Regions from separate parts of the Homo sapiens genome. Here region 2 is linked to region 1. A link is an interaction called in ENCODE POLR2A ChIA-PET data of the cell type or tissue named here. Cell type or tissue: OCI-LY7. All regions are shown on one strand. Links, peaks and the distances in the headings refer to the core of each region. The heading gives the core; the rest is flanking DNA. Region 1 overlaps RBMS2 (RNA binding motif single stranded interacting protein 2). Region 2 overlaps HSD17B6 (hydroxysteroid 17-beta dehydrogenase 6).

Region 1 (2,500 bases), core at 1-2,500:
AAGATGAATACACAGAGTCTTTTGAATCTCTATCAAATGTGGTTTTTTTTATTCAACAACTGACAAGCACTTTTCTACAGCTGCACTTGTGGAACATCACATGGCAAAAACAGGAGTTTTTTCGCTAGACTTTTTTTTTCTTTTTAACCTTATTAAAAATGAGATTGGTCCTAAAAATATAGAAAGAAATAAATTTAAATTCACAAAAAACTGTACATTATCAAAAAGTCACTAAAACACCACATTTGGTTATATAAAAAGTCCCTTTTGCTGTAAAAGGAACACAGAAACTTGTTGGTGTTGATGGTGTGGTTTCTTCCTGTCAACCAGACTGATGGGAGGGAAGCAAAAGGGCAGGGGGTGGGTTGTCTTTTTATTTTAAACCTGCTTTCCCTACCAAATACTCTTGTCATGAAGAGAAAATCCACCTAGCTCAAGGGGGCAGTGAAGATGAGGAAAGAAAAGCAAGAAATGGCCCCTTTGATCATGCCCTATCCCTACCACCCCCAACCCCGCTCCAGCCCCCACTTCTTCAAACTGAGGCTAGGACCCCACCCCGCCATATGAGTGCCTGGTCCCTAGGGAAAGAGATGGAGCTGGGAGAGGAACACAAAGCAGGAACCATGGAGATTTCACTCCCCCATCCACCTCACAATTTCACTCCCCCATCCACCTCACAATGAAATTAATCTAGCACATCTTATACCAGGGGAAAATTGCCAGGGGGAAAAAGCAGAGCCCCCAACTCTAACAGTTTCAACTGTCTAACACAAAGTTTGTTACAGCGCAGTTATTTAGATAAAATATAAATATTTATGCATAATATAAAGTCAATTCAAATATTCTTCAATCCACCTCTTAAAAGCAAAAAAAAATCTCAAATAAAATTAAAAGTTTTGAGGTTTATCTGACAGAAAAGGCGACTTTAGAAATAGGCTATGAGGGAGAAGGGGCATAAAGGAATAAAGGGGCTGCCCCAGGACCTACACTGCCCCTACCCCCTTCAGTGGCTCTTCAGTGCTGCCAGAATACAAGGAATGCTCCACCTCACCTGGCACCCCCACCCCCCAATGGAACATTTCTTGGATGCCTCAGCTCTCTGCTTGGGCCAGCCAGCAGCCACCTCCCCAGTGCAAGTACCCGTAATCTCTGAAGGGAGGGGCTCTGCTGAGCAGGAAAAGCAGGGGGCCAAGTGCCCATGGCTATAGCTGGGAGTCAGCAGCTTTCCTCTCGTGTTGGGGGCTTAACTTGGACATAGTCACATGTAGGGCAGTGATGGACCCAGAACCCCTCCTCCCTACTCTCCTGTGCTCCAGGGTCTCTGCTGCTGGGGAAGGGGTCCTGGGGTATGAAGTAAATGAAGAAAAGCACAACTAAATGGGATTAGGAAATGATCCAGTTCTACCACTCTCCCGTAGAAGCTTAAGATTCAAAGCTACCGAGAAGAGAGGGAGTTCCTGCTGAAAGATTGCACAGTCTGAAGAGGCTGGAACAAAAATGACCAGGAGAGAGACACAGCCTTGTCTCCAGAGAAATTGTTCCTGTGGTTTCCCAAAGACAAAAAAGTGATGGTTTTAAACAATGGGAAAAATGGGAATGAAAACAGGTACTTGGGGAAACTGAATGGATCCTATCAAACAATACAGGGTCACAAGCACGCACACACACACACACACACAGCGCGCGCTCTGAGGCTGACACACACACACACACACACAGCGCGCTCTGAGGCCGACACACACACACACACACACACACACACACACACACAGCGCTCTCTCTGAGGCCGGCCCCATTGCTACCTGGCCTCCATCTTAGGGTGCACCCAAACTCAGCAGTAGTTGTCCCTGAGGAGTTCCCAAGAGGGTTTGGGAAGGAGGTGGGGAAGGAGGCTGGAAGGCCCAGGAAGCCTCCCTGCCCTCTCCCCAGCTACTGAGTTTCAGAAAAGGCTGGAAACTCAGCATGTGAGGAGCATCCAACATCATACAGGGGATAGCTATCGGCAGGAAGATGGGGACAGAAGACAGGGACCTCTGAACATTTTTTTTTCCTTTGAAGGGAAAAGATTTGGGAGAAGAGAAAAGGAGGGAGGAACCCGTACACGATAGTTTTACATTATTGGATGAGAGAAAATCTGAAAACTGGGGGGTGGGAGGTGGGAAAAGAAAGACAGCGAGAAGCAGGGAAGGGACTGAACATGGAAGCAGCATGTCCAGGGCCCGGTGTCCGGCGCGACACACTTGGGAGTTAAGTCCACTTTACTGGCCGTCACTGCGGGTCCGCACACAGTACAGAGTGTTTCTTGGTTTCACACATTCACTAGAACTATTGCTATTGTTAAATAACCCCAGAATGCTGGGGCACGTACAGGGGAGGAGAGGAAGCAGGGAGGAGGAAGTAGGGACGACTTTCCCCCTCCCCATTTTTAATTAGCAAATAAAACAGAAAAGAAAAATTATTTTTTTCTTTCTTTTTTTGGCTTTTAGTCCAGAAGGACCTC
Region 2 (9,370 bases), core at 2,939-5,438, 180 kb after region 1:
AGCCTCCCAAGTAGCTGGGATTACAGGCGCCCACAATCATGCCTGGCTAATTTTTGTATTTTTGTAGAGATGCGGTTTCGCCATGTTGACCAGGCTGATCTCAAACTCCTGACCTCAGGTGATCTGCCTGCCTTGGCCTCCCAACATGCTGAGATTACAGGCATGTGCCAGTGTGCCTGGCCTAGCTATTATTTTTTAATTATCCTTTTGATATGGTTTGGCTTTGTGTCGCTACCCAAATCATATCTTGAATTGTAATTCCTAGGTGTTTAGGGAGGAACCTGGTGGGAGGTGATTGGATCATGGGGGTGGTTTCCCCCATGTTGAGTTCTCATGAGAGCTGATGGTTTTATAAGCGTTTGGTAGTTCCTCTCTTGCTTGCTTTTGCTTTCCTGCCATCATGTGTTTGCTTCCCCTTCTACCATGATTGTAATTTTCCTGAGACCTCCCCAGCCATGTGGAACTGTGAATCAATTAAACCTCTTTTCTTTATAAATTACCCAGTCTCGGGTGGTATCTTTATAGCTGTGTGAAAACGGACTAGTACACCTGTAGATCTCAACTTATATTTTATTCTCTCTAGGAAGCTTCTCAGACCTCTCTAAACTGCCTTAGAAGCCTCTCCTGAGTGTTCCAGCAGCCTCCTGTTTTTACTTCTGTTATAATGCATTGTTGTCAGTCTTCATAATGAGACTGTGAATTCAATGAAAAATGGACTATGTATTGTTCACTCTTGTGTATCAGTGCCTAACACTGTGTCTGACTCAAGTAGTTGTTGAATTAATGTTTGCTGAATGAAAGTGATGATTAGGCTGAGACTTAAAAGATGAGTGTTATGGCTGGGTGTGGTGGCTCATGCCTGTAATCCCAGCATTTTGGGAGGCCAAGGTGGGTGGATCACCTGAGGTCAGGAGTTCACGACTAGCCTGGCCAACATGGTAAAAAACTCTCTCCCTACTAAAAATACAAAATTAGCCCGGCTTGGTGGCACGTGCCTGTAATCCCAGCTACTCGGGAGGCTGAGGCAAGGAGAATCACTTGAACCCAGGAGGCGGAGGTTGCAGTGAGCTGAGATTGCGCCATTGCACTCCAGCCTGGGCAAAAAGAGTGAAACTCTGTCTCAAAAAAAAAAAAAAAAGAAAAAAAAAAGAGTGTTATTTGCCAAGTAGATGAGGGCTACTTCTTTCCAGTAGAAAGAAGTGTATGCAGAGGCGTAAAAAGCCTGTGCTTTGCAGGGGACTGAAAGTTGTTTGTTTTGGCTAAAGAGTAGGATGCAAGAGAGAAGCCTAAGTAGCCAGAGTGCTGGGGACATTCATGTCAAACTAAGGAGTTTGAATTGCATAGACTAGCCTCATGCAGGCGTTGTGGTATAGGCCTTATGATGCTAGCGGGCCCATACCCATATTTGACCTCTACCTATGTTGTTATGAATTATGTTAGTTCAGCCAACATGTATAGATTACTAAAAAATGGTGGACTTTGCTCCAGAATTTCATATAGAAACATAGGCATCTGTGAACACTCATTTCAACAATGCTTCTGATTGGTCTAGGTTTACAAATTGCTTTGGCTGCAATAACTCACCCAAACTATTGGATCTCCTAATGGATCTCACTGCCTTCACCACACCTGTTTCATCTATCCTCCACTGCCATTGTGAGACAAATCTTCCTAAAACTTAATCTGGCCACCTGACTCTAGTAGCATACTCTGTTTAATGTCTTCTAGTAGCATACTCTGTCCACAGGATAACATCCAGATTCCGTAGTGTGGCTTACAAGGCCTTTCATGATTTGGCCCTTCACTACCTCATCTCCAGTCTCTTCTTATGTATGTTCTGCTCTGCACTCATGCAGAATTGTTTATAGGTCTCAAGAAGTTCTGTGCTGCTCACGACTCCCTTCATGTACACATTGTTACTGCCTGGAATGTTGTCATCCTTATCCACTTTTTGAACTTACTTATCCTATTTGGTAGGAAGTAGTACCAAAATCATTCCTTCTGTGCTAGGCTATCGGTCATCTTCCTTTGTAGACTGTGTGTATACTTCTGTTATGGCACCTTTCACACTGCATTGGATTTGTTTGGTTACCTCACTGACTTCCCTCTCTAGACTGTGGCCCCTTGAGGGTAGGACTAAGTATTAATCAATAAAGAGTCCCTATCACCTAGTGCAATGCCTGGCACATGGCAAATACTGAATAGATATATTGGTTAAATAATAAGGAAGGAATAAAATGTTTTCTTTCTATTGAAAGAGAAGGAAGCACCCTCACTATGTGGCTCTACCTGGCGGCCTTCGTGGGCCTGTACTACCTTCTGCACTGGTACCGGGAGAGGCAGGTGGTGAGCCACCTCCAAGACAAGTATGTCTTTATCACGGGCTGTGACTCGGGCTTTGGGAACCTGCTGGCCAGACAGCTGGATGCACGAGGCTTGAGAGTGCTGGCTGCGTGTCTGACGGAGAAGGGGGCCGAGCAGCTGAGGGGCCAGACGTCTGACAGGCTGGAGACGGTGACCCTGGATGTTACCAAGATGGAGAGCATCGCTGCAGCTACTCAGTGGGTGAAGGAGCATGTGGGGGACAGAGGTATGAAATATTTTCTCCTTTTATTTACTTAGCATGAAGATGCTAAGGTTATATATACAGTTGTTCCTTGGTGTCTCCTGGGGATTGGTTCAAGGACTGCTTGTGGATACTAAAATCCGAGGATGCTCAAATCCCTTATATAAAATAGTGCAGTATTTGGTTATAACCTATGCACATCCTTTAAGGTATGGATACTTTAAATCATGCCTGGGTTACATAAAATACTAAATACTTTGTAAATGATATGTAAATAGTAGTTATACTGTATTGTTTAGGGCAGCCGTCCCCAGCCTTTTTGGCACCAGGGACCGGTTTTGTGGAAGACAGTTTTTCCATGGACAGGGAGTGGGGATGGTTTTGGGATGATTCAAGTGCATTGCATTTATTGTGCACTTCATTATATTATTACATTGTAATATATAATGAAATAATTATACAACTCACCATGATGTAGAATCAGTTGGAGCCCTGAGCTTGTTTTCCTGTATCTACATGGTCCCATCTGGGGGTGATAAGAGACAGTGACAGATCATCAGGCATTAGATTCTCAACAGGAGTGCATAGGATATATCCCTGGCATGTGCAGTTCACAATAGGGTTAGTGCTCCTGTGAGAATCTACTGCTGCCACTGACCTGACAGGAGGCGGAGCTCAGGCAGTAATGCCTGTGATGGGGAGTGGCTGTAAATACAGATGAAGCTTTGCTTGCTTGTCTGCTGCTCACCTCCTGCTGTGTGGCCTGGTTTCTAACAGGCCATGGGCTGGTACCAGTCTATGGCCCAGGCACTGGAGACCCCTGGTTTAGGGAATAATGACAAGGAAAAAAGTCTGTATATGTTCAGTACAGATGCAAATTAAAAATTGTGTTTTCTATCCACAATTGATTGAATCCATGGATATGAAGGGCTGACTGTGTGTATCAAAGCTGAGCTTAGAAGGCTGGCCTCGTCATTTGAAGGACTGTTGAGGTCTTTTGTGGCGTTTCATTTCCTTAACAATGTTTATTTTGTTGTTGAAAAATAAGCTCAATAGATTTGAAGCTATTATCTCATATTGGAAGTAGAGTATTTATAAACATAATTCTTTATATTTGAGGAGTTGGGGTACAGTGGCATGATCATAGCTCACTGCAGCCTTGATCTCCTGGGCTCAAGCAATCTTCCTGCCTCACCCTTTCAATTAGCTGGGATTAGAAGCGGTTGCCACCATGCCTGGCTAATTTTTTTTTATTTTTATTTTTAGCAGAAACACGGTCTTGGTATATTGCCCAGGCTAAGATGTTCTTAAGAATCTGATTATCTTGGCTGCTACTTAAAATATAGGCATTTCTTGAAGTCAATCTTTGGTCTTCTTTAAAAAATGTTTTAAAATTTCATTATATTTAAAAATCAACACACTATTTCTTAGAGAAATTTTAGGTTTATAGAAAATTGAACAGAAAGTACAGAGTTCCTATATACCCCCTCAACAATTTTCCCTTTTTTTTTTGAGACAGAGTTGTTACAATTGATGAACCAATGTTGATATGTTATCGTTAACTAAAGTCCATAGTTTACATTAGGGTTCACTTTGTATTATATAGTTCTGTGGGTTTGAACAAATGTGTAATGACAAGTAGCCACCATTATTGTATCACACAGAATAGTTTCAGTTCCCTAAAAGTCCCTCGTGCTTTACATATTCATCACTCCCCACATTCCTGGCAACCACTGCTCTTTTTACTGTCTCCATAGTTTTTCCATTTCCAGATGTCATATAGTTGGAATCATATTTTTTTGAGACAGAATTTCACTCTTGTCACACAGGTTGGAGTGCAATGGCATAATCTCGGCTCACTGCAACCTCCACCTCCCGGCTTCAAGCGATTCGCCTTTCTCAGCCTCCCAAGTAGCTGGCACTACAAGCATGCACCACCATACCGGGCTAATTTTTATATTTTTAGTAGAGATGGGTTTTCACCATGTTGGCCAGGCTTGCCTCGAACTCCTGACCTCAGGTGATCTGCCCGCCTTGGCCTTCCAAAATGTTAGGATTACAGGCGTGAGCCATCGCGCCCGGCTGGAATAATGTTATATGTAGTCTTTTAGACTGGCTTCTTTCACTTAGCAGTATGCATTTAAGATTCCTTCATGTCTTGCCTTTTTTTTTTTTTTTTTTGAGACAGGATCTTGCTCTGTTGCCCAGGCCTGAGTGCAGTGGAATGATCATGGCCCACTGCAGCCTCACTCTCCTTGGTTCAAGCGATCCTCCCACCTCAGCCTCCCAAGTAGCTGGAGTACAGGTACACACCACCATGCCTGGCTAATTAAAAATTTTTTTTCTTTTAGAGACGTCATCTCACCATGTCACCCAGGCTGGTCTTGAACTCCTGGGCTCAACTGATCCTCCAACCTTGGCTTCCCAGTGTTGGGATTACAGGCATGAGCCACCACACCTGTTCTCCATGTCTTTTCATGGCTTCATAGCTCATTTCTGTTTTTTTGTTTGTTTGTTTTGTTTTGTTGAGATGGAGGTCTTACTCTGTTGCCCAGGTTGAAGTGCAGCGGTGCAATAATAGCTCACTGCAGCACTGAACTTCTGGGCTCAAGTGATCCTCTTGCCTCAGCCTCCCAAAATGCTGGAATTACAGGTATGAGCTACTGCGTCAAGCCTGACAGCTCATTTCTTTTTCTCGCTGCATAGTATTCCATTGTATGTATGTACCACAGTTTATCATTCACCTATTGAAGGACATCTTGGTTGTTTTCAGTTTTTGGCAATTATGAATAAATTCTCTTTTTAAGTTCTATTTTGTCTAGATATTATTCAACTCCTCTTTGATTACCTTCTTCTCCTTCTCCCTTGGTTTTATGATTCAGTAGATTCTGGTAATTGGATCTCCTAAATAACTCCTCACTCTAGGAGTTGCAAAGTAGCAATGAAATTGCTTCTTTTGGCTGGGTGTAGTGGCTACACATCTGTAGTTCCAGCTACTTGAGAGGCTGAGGTGGGAACATTGCTTGAGCAGGAGTTTGAGGCTACAGTGGGCTACGATAGCACTTGTGAATAGCCACTAGAGTAGCTGGGACTACAGGGGTGCACCACCATGCCTGGCTAATTTTTGTATTTTTTGTAGACATGAGGTTTCTCCATGTTGCCCATGTTGGTCTCAGACTCCTGGGCTCAAGCCAACCACTTGCCTTGGCCTTCCAAAGTGTAAATTTTTTTTTTTTTTTGGAAATGGAGTTTTGCTCTTGTTGCCCCGGCTGGCGTGCAACGGCATGATCTCCGCTCACTGCAAACTCCGCCTCCCAGGTTCAAGCGATTCTCCTGCCTCAGCCTCCCAAGTAGCTGGGATTACAGGCGCCCGCCACCATACCCTGCTAATTTTGTATTTTTAGTAGAGCTGGGTTTCTCCATGTTGGTCAGACTGGTCTCGAACTCCTGACCTCAGGTGATCCGCCTGTCTTGGCCTCCCAAAGTGCTGGGATTACAGGCGTGAGGCACTGCACCTGGCCCAAAGTGTAAATTTTTTAAAAAACAATTTACTTTAAACTTGAAAATTTACTGATTTGACTAAAAAAATTTTGAAAATCTAAAATGTATTTTAAAATATTACTTCCTTCCAGCACTTTGGGAGGCCGGGGTGGGAGGATTGCTTGAGCCCAGGAGTTCAACACCAGCCTGGGCAACACAGTGAGATACCATCTCAATTTAAAAAAATAATAAAATATTGCTTCTTGTCTGAGGATGTTCTTAACTCCCCCAGGCAGAGTCAGAAGTTATGGGTAGTTATAGTCTCTTTGCTGTGCATACCCGTTTATTTCTATTGTATTGTTATTGTTTTCCCATCTGTTAGACTGTGAGCTCCTTGAAGATATGGGCCTCTCTTACTCATTTTTATATTTCCAACTTCTGGCACCTTGCCTGGTACATGTTAAGGGCTCAATAAATGCTGAATGAATCCTCTATACTCATACTTTTGTCTATTACCCTTTTTATCTGTGCCCTTGGTTTCTTACTCCTCACATTTGAATTTCCAACTACTTGCCGCATTTCTCCATCTGGAAATTCTACTAGTGCCTGAAACTCACAAAATCTAAAGGAGTCTTTGTTTTCCTCTCACCTCTTCACCAATTCTTTTTTGTTTTTTCTTTCTTGGAGATAGAGTCTTGCTGTGTCACCCAGGCTGGAGTGCAGTGGCGCGATCTCAGCTCACTGCAGCCTCTGCTTCCCGAGTTCCAGCGATTCTGCTGCCTCAGCCTCCTAGGTAGCTGGGATTACAGGCACACACCACCATGCCCGTCTAATTTTTGTATTTTTAGTAGAGACGGGGTTTCACCATGTTGGCCAGGCTGGTGACCTCAGGTGATCCGCCCGCCTCGGCCTCCCAAAGTGCTGGGATTACAGGCATGAGCCACTGCGCCCGGCCTTTCTTCACCAATTCTACTTTTCTTTCTAGTCCTTCTCTCAGTTTATAATGTTACTATCCCTTCAGTTACAAAGACTTTTTACCTTGGAGTCTTTTTCTTTTTTTTTTTTTTTTTTGAGACGGAGTCTCACTCAGTCGCCCAGGCTGGAGTGCAGTGGCGCAATCTCGGCTCACGGCAAGCTCCGCCTACTGGGTTCACGCCATTCTCCTGCCTCAGCCTTACAAGTAGCTGGGTCTACAGGCGTCCGCCATCAGGCCCGGCTAATTTTTTTGTATTTTTAGTGGAGACGGGGTTTCACCGTGTTTGCCAGGATGCTCTCGATTTCCTGACCTCGGGATCCGCTCGTCTTGGCCTGCCGAAGTGCTGGGATTACACGCGTGAGCCACCGCGCCCGGCCACCTTGGAGTCTTTTTTAATCCTTATACTTTCAACTTTTCTGTGTCTCTGTATTTTATGTGAGCCTCTTGTAAGTAGCATATAGCTGATATAAAAACTAATCCAATCTGACAATTTTTTTTTTTAGTAGAACATTTCTTTCATCTATACTACTTTATTATTATTATTTTATTTTTTTTTAGAGGCAAAGTCTCACTCTGTCATCCAGGTTGGAGTGTAGTGCCACGATCAGCTCACTGTAATGTCGAATTCCTGGACTCAAGCCATCCTCCCACCTCAGCCTCCTGAGTATCTAGGATTTCAGGTGTGCACCACCACACTTAGCTAACTTAAAATAAAAAAGTTTTGTAGAGTGGGTCTCACTGCATTGCCCAGGCTGGTCTCAAACTCCTGGTCTCAAGTGATCTTAATGCCTCAGCTTCCCAAAGTGTTGGGATTACAGGCATGAGCCACTGAGCCTGGCCTTAATTATTATGTTTGGATTTATTTCTTTCATCTTATTTTGTGCTTTTTATTTGTCCCATTTTTTCCTGTTTCCTTTATGCTCTTTTGAATTGATTGAATTTTTATTCCACTTTTTCCACTACTAAATTGAAAGTACTATAATATTCTCTATTTCTGTTTCCCTAGTAGAAATTTTAAGTGCATATGTGGTTTATCAAATGTAAAATTAACATCTTTACCTTTCTCCTGAGTAATCCAAGGCCCTCAGAACACTCACATTTCAGTCATCCTTCCTGACATACATGCTCTTGCTGCTGTGTATTTCAGTTCTGTTTTTTGGCTCTCCAATATGCAATGTTTGTTTAGATTTATCCTCTTTTTACCTTTTTTTTTTTTTTTGCTCATTATTCCTTCTTGAATTTTCCATCTAAAATTGCTTTCTTCGTTACCGAATATATGCCTAAGAATTATAGAAGATGCTGGGGCAAAATCTTTTTTTTAAAAAAAAATTTATTAAAATGTCTAATTACCCTCATTCTTGAAAGATAATTTTGCAGATAGGCTAGTCTATGTTAATAATTACTTTCTCTTGGCACATTGAAGACACCATTCCAGTCTTCTGTCTCCTGTTGTTCATGTCTTGATAAGTCAGTTGTTAGCCTAATTGTTTTTCCTTTGAAAATAATCTGTCTTTCCTTTCTGGCTATTTAAGGATATTCTCTTCTTTGATTTTATTTTTTCTTTGATCTTTATTTTGGTGTGTTTAGGTATGGATTTCTCTGTTTATACTGCTTGGGATTTATTTTTTGGGGGGTGTAAAAAGTAAAGTGGAGGTTCCTCCTCAAAGACTTTCCTCCCCATCTGATTGGGAATAAATAGTGACTTCTCTTAAAAACATAATTTATTCAAAGACCTGTACTAACATTCTTAAATATCTGCTAGCTGTAATAAAGAAATCAATGTACTTTATGTTCTTAGCTCCCACAATTTAACCTAAATATTTGCCCTGGCGTGCTTATACTGGTCCAAACAAGCATTAGGTCATAGCCTGTTCCTCTTCCTTATTTGAAGGTGTTTTTACCTTTTTCAACATTCCACAAGTTACTTCCTCCTTCCTTTGTTCTCCTCTGCCTTTGCCTCTTTTAAAAAGTTCTAAGTGAGGCCGGGTGCGTGGCTCACATCTGTAATCCCAGCACTTTGGGAGGCCGAGGCGGGCAGATCACGAGGTCAGGAGATCGAGACCATCCTGGCGAACACGGTGAAACCCCCGTCTCTACTAAAAATACCAAAAAAATTAGCCGGGCGTCTGTAGTCCCAGCTACTCAGGAGGCTAAGGCAGGAGAATGGGGTGAACCCGGGGGGTGGAGCTTGCAGTGAGTGGAGATCCCGCCACTGCACTCCAGCCTGGGCGAGACTCCGTCTCAAAAAAAAAAAAAAAAAAAAAAAATTCTAAGTTGCTAGCCAATCGAGACAAATATAAAATGTGAGGTCCTGCTGCAGTCAGTAAAAACCAGACACAACAATAAAA

Evidence for each region. Peaks named below come from ENCODE experiments on the same cell type or tissue, not always from the same donor. Only the 100,000 strongest peaks of a DNase experiment are listed, where the experiment ranks them.
Region 2: POLR2A ChIA-PET joins it to region 1 with 12 read pairs; 2 of 35 experiments call an interaction of 5 or more read pairs at or near these places.

What each region holds. Positions count from the first base shown.
Region 1 is chr12:56,595,904-56,598,403 of GRCh38, forward strand. It overlaps RBMS2 (RNA binding motif single stranded interacting protein 2), which reads left to right. Exons shown (of 14, transcript NM_002898.4): 14 at 1-290. It overlaps BAZ2A (bromodomain adjacent to zinc finger domain 2A), which reads right to left. Exons shown (of 29, transcript NM_001300905.2): 29 at 1-2,500. Among named protein-coding and RNA genes, the nearest start is that of BAZ2A, 33 kb to the right of the region's middle. In OCI-LY7, for the core only: no CTCF peak of the experiment used is centred there; no DNase peak of the experiment used is centred there.
Region 2 is chr12:56,771,576-56,780,945 of GRCh38, forward strand. HSD17B6 (hydroxysteroid 17-beta dehydrogenase 6) reads left to right here. Exons shown (of 5, transcript NM_003725.4): 2 at 2,259-2,590. The coding sequence starts at 2,278. Among named protein-coding and RNA genes, the nearest start is that of HSD17B6, 13 kb to the left of the region's middle. In OCI-LY7, for the core only: no CTCF peak of the experiment used is centred there; a DNase peak (open chromatin) is centred at 4,236.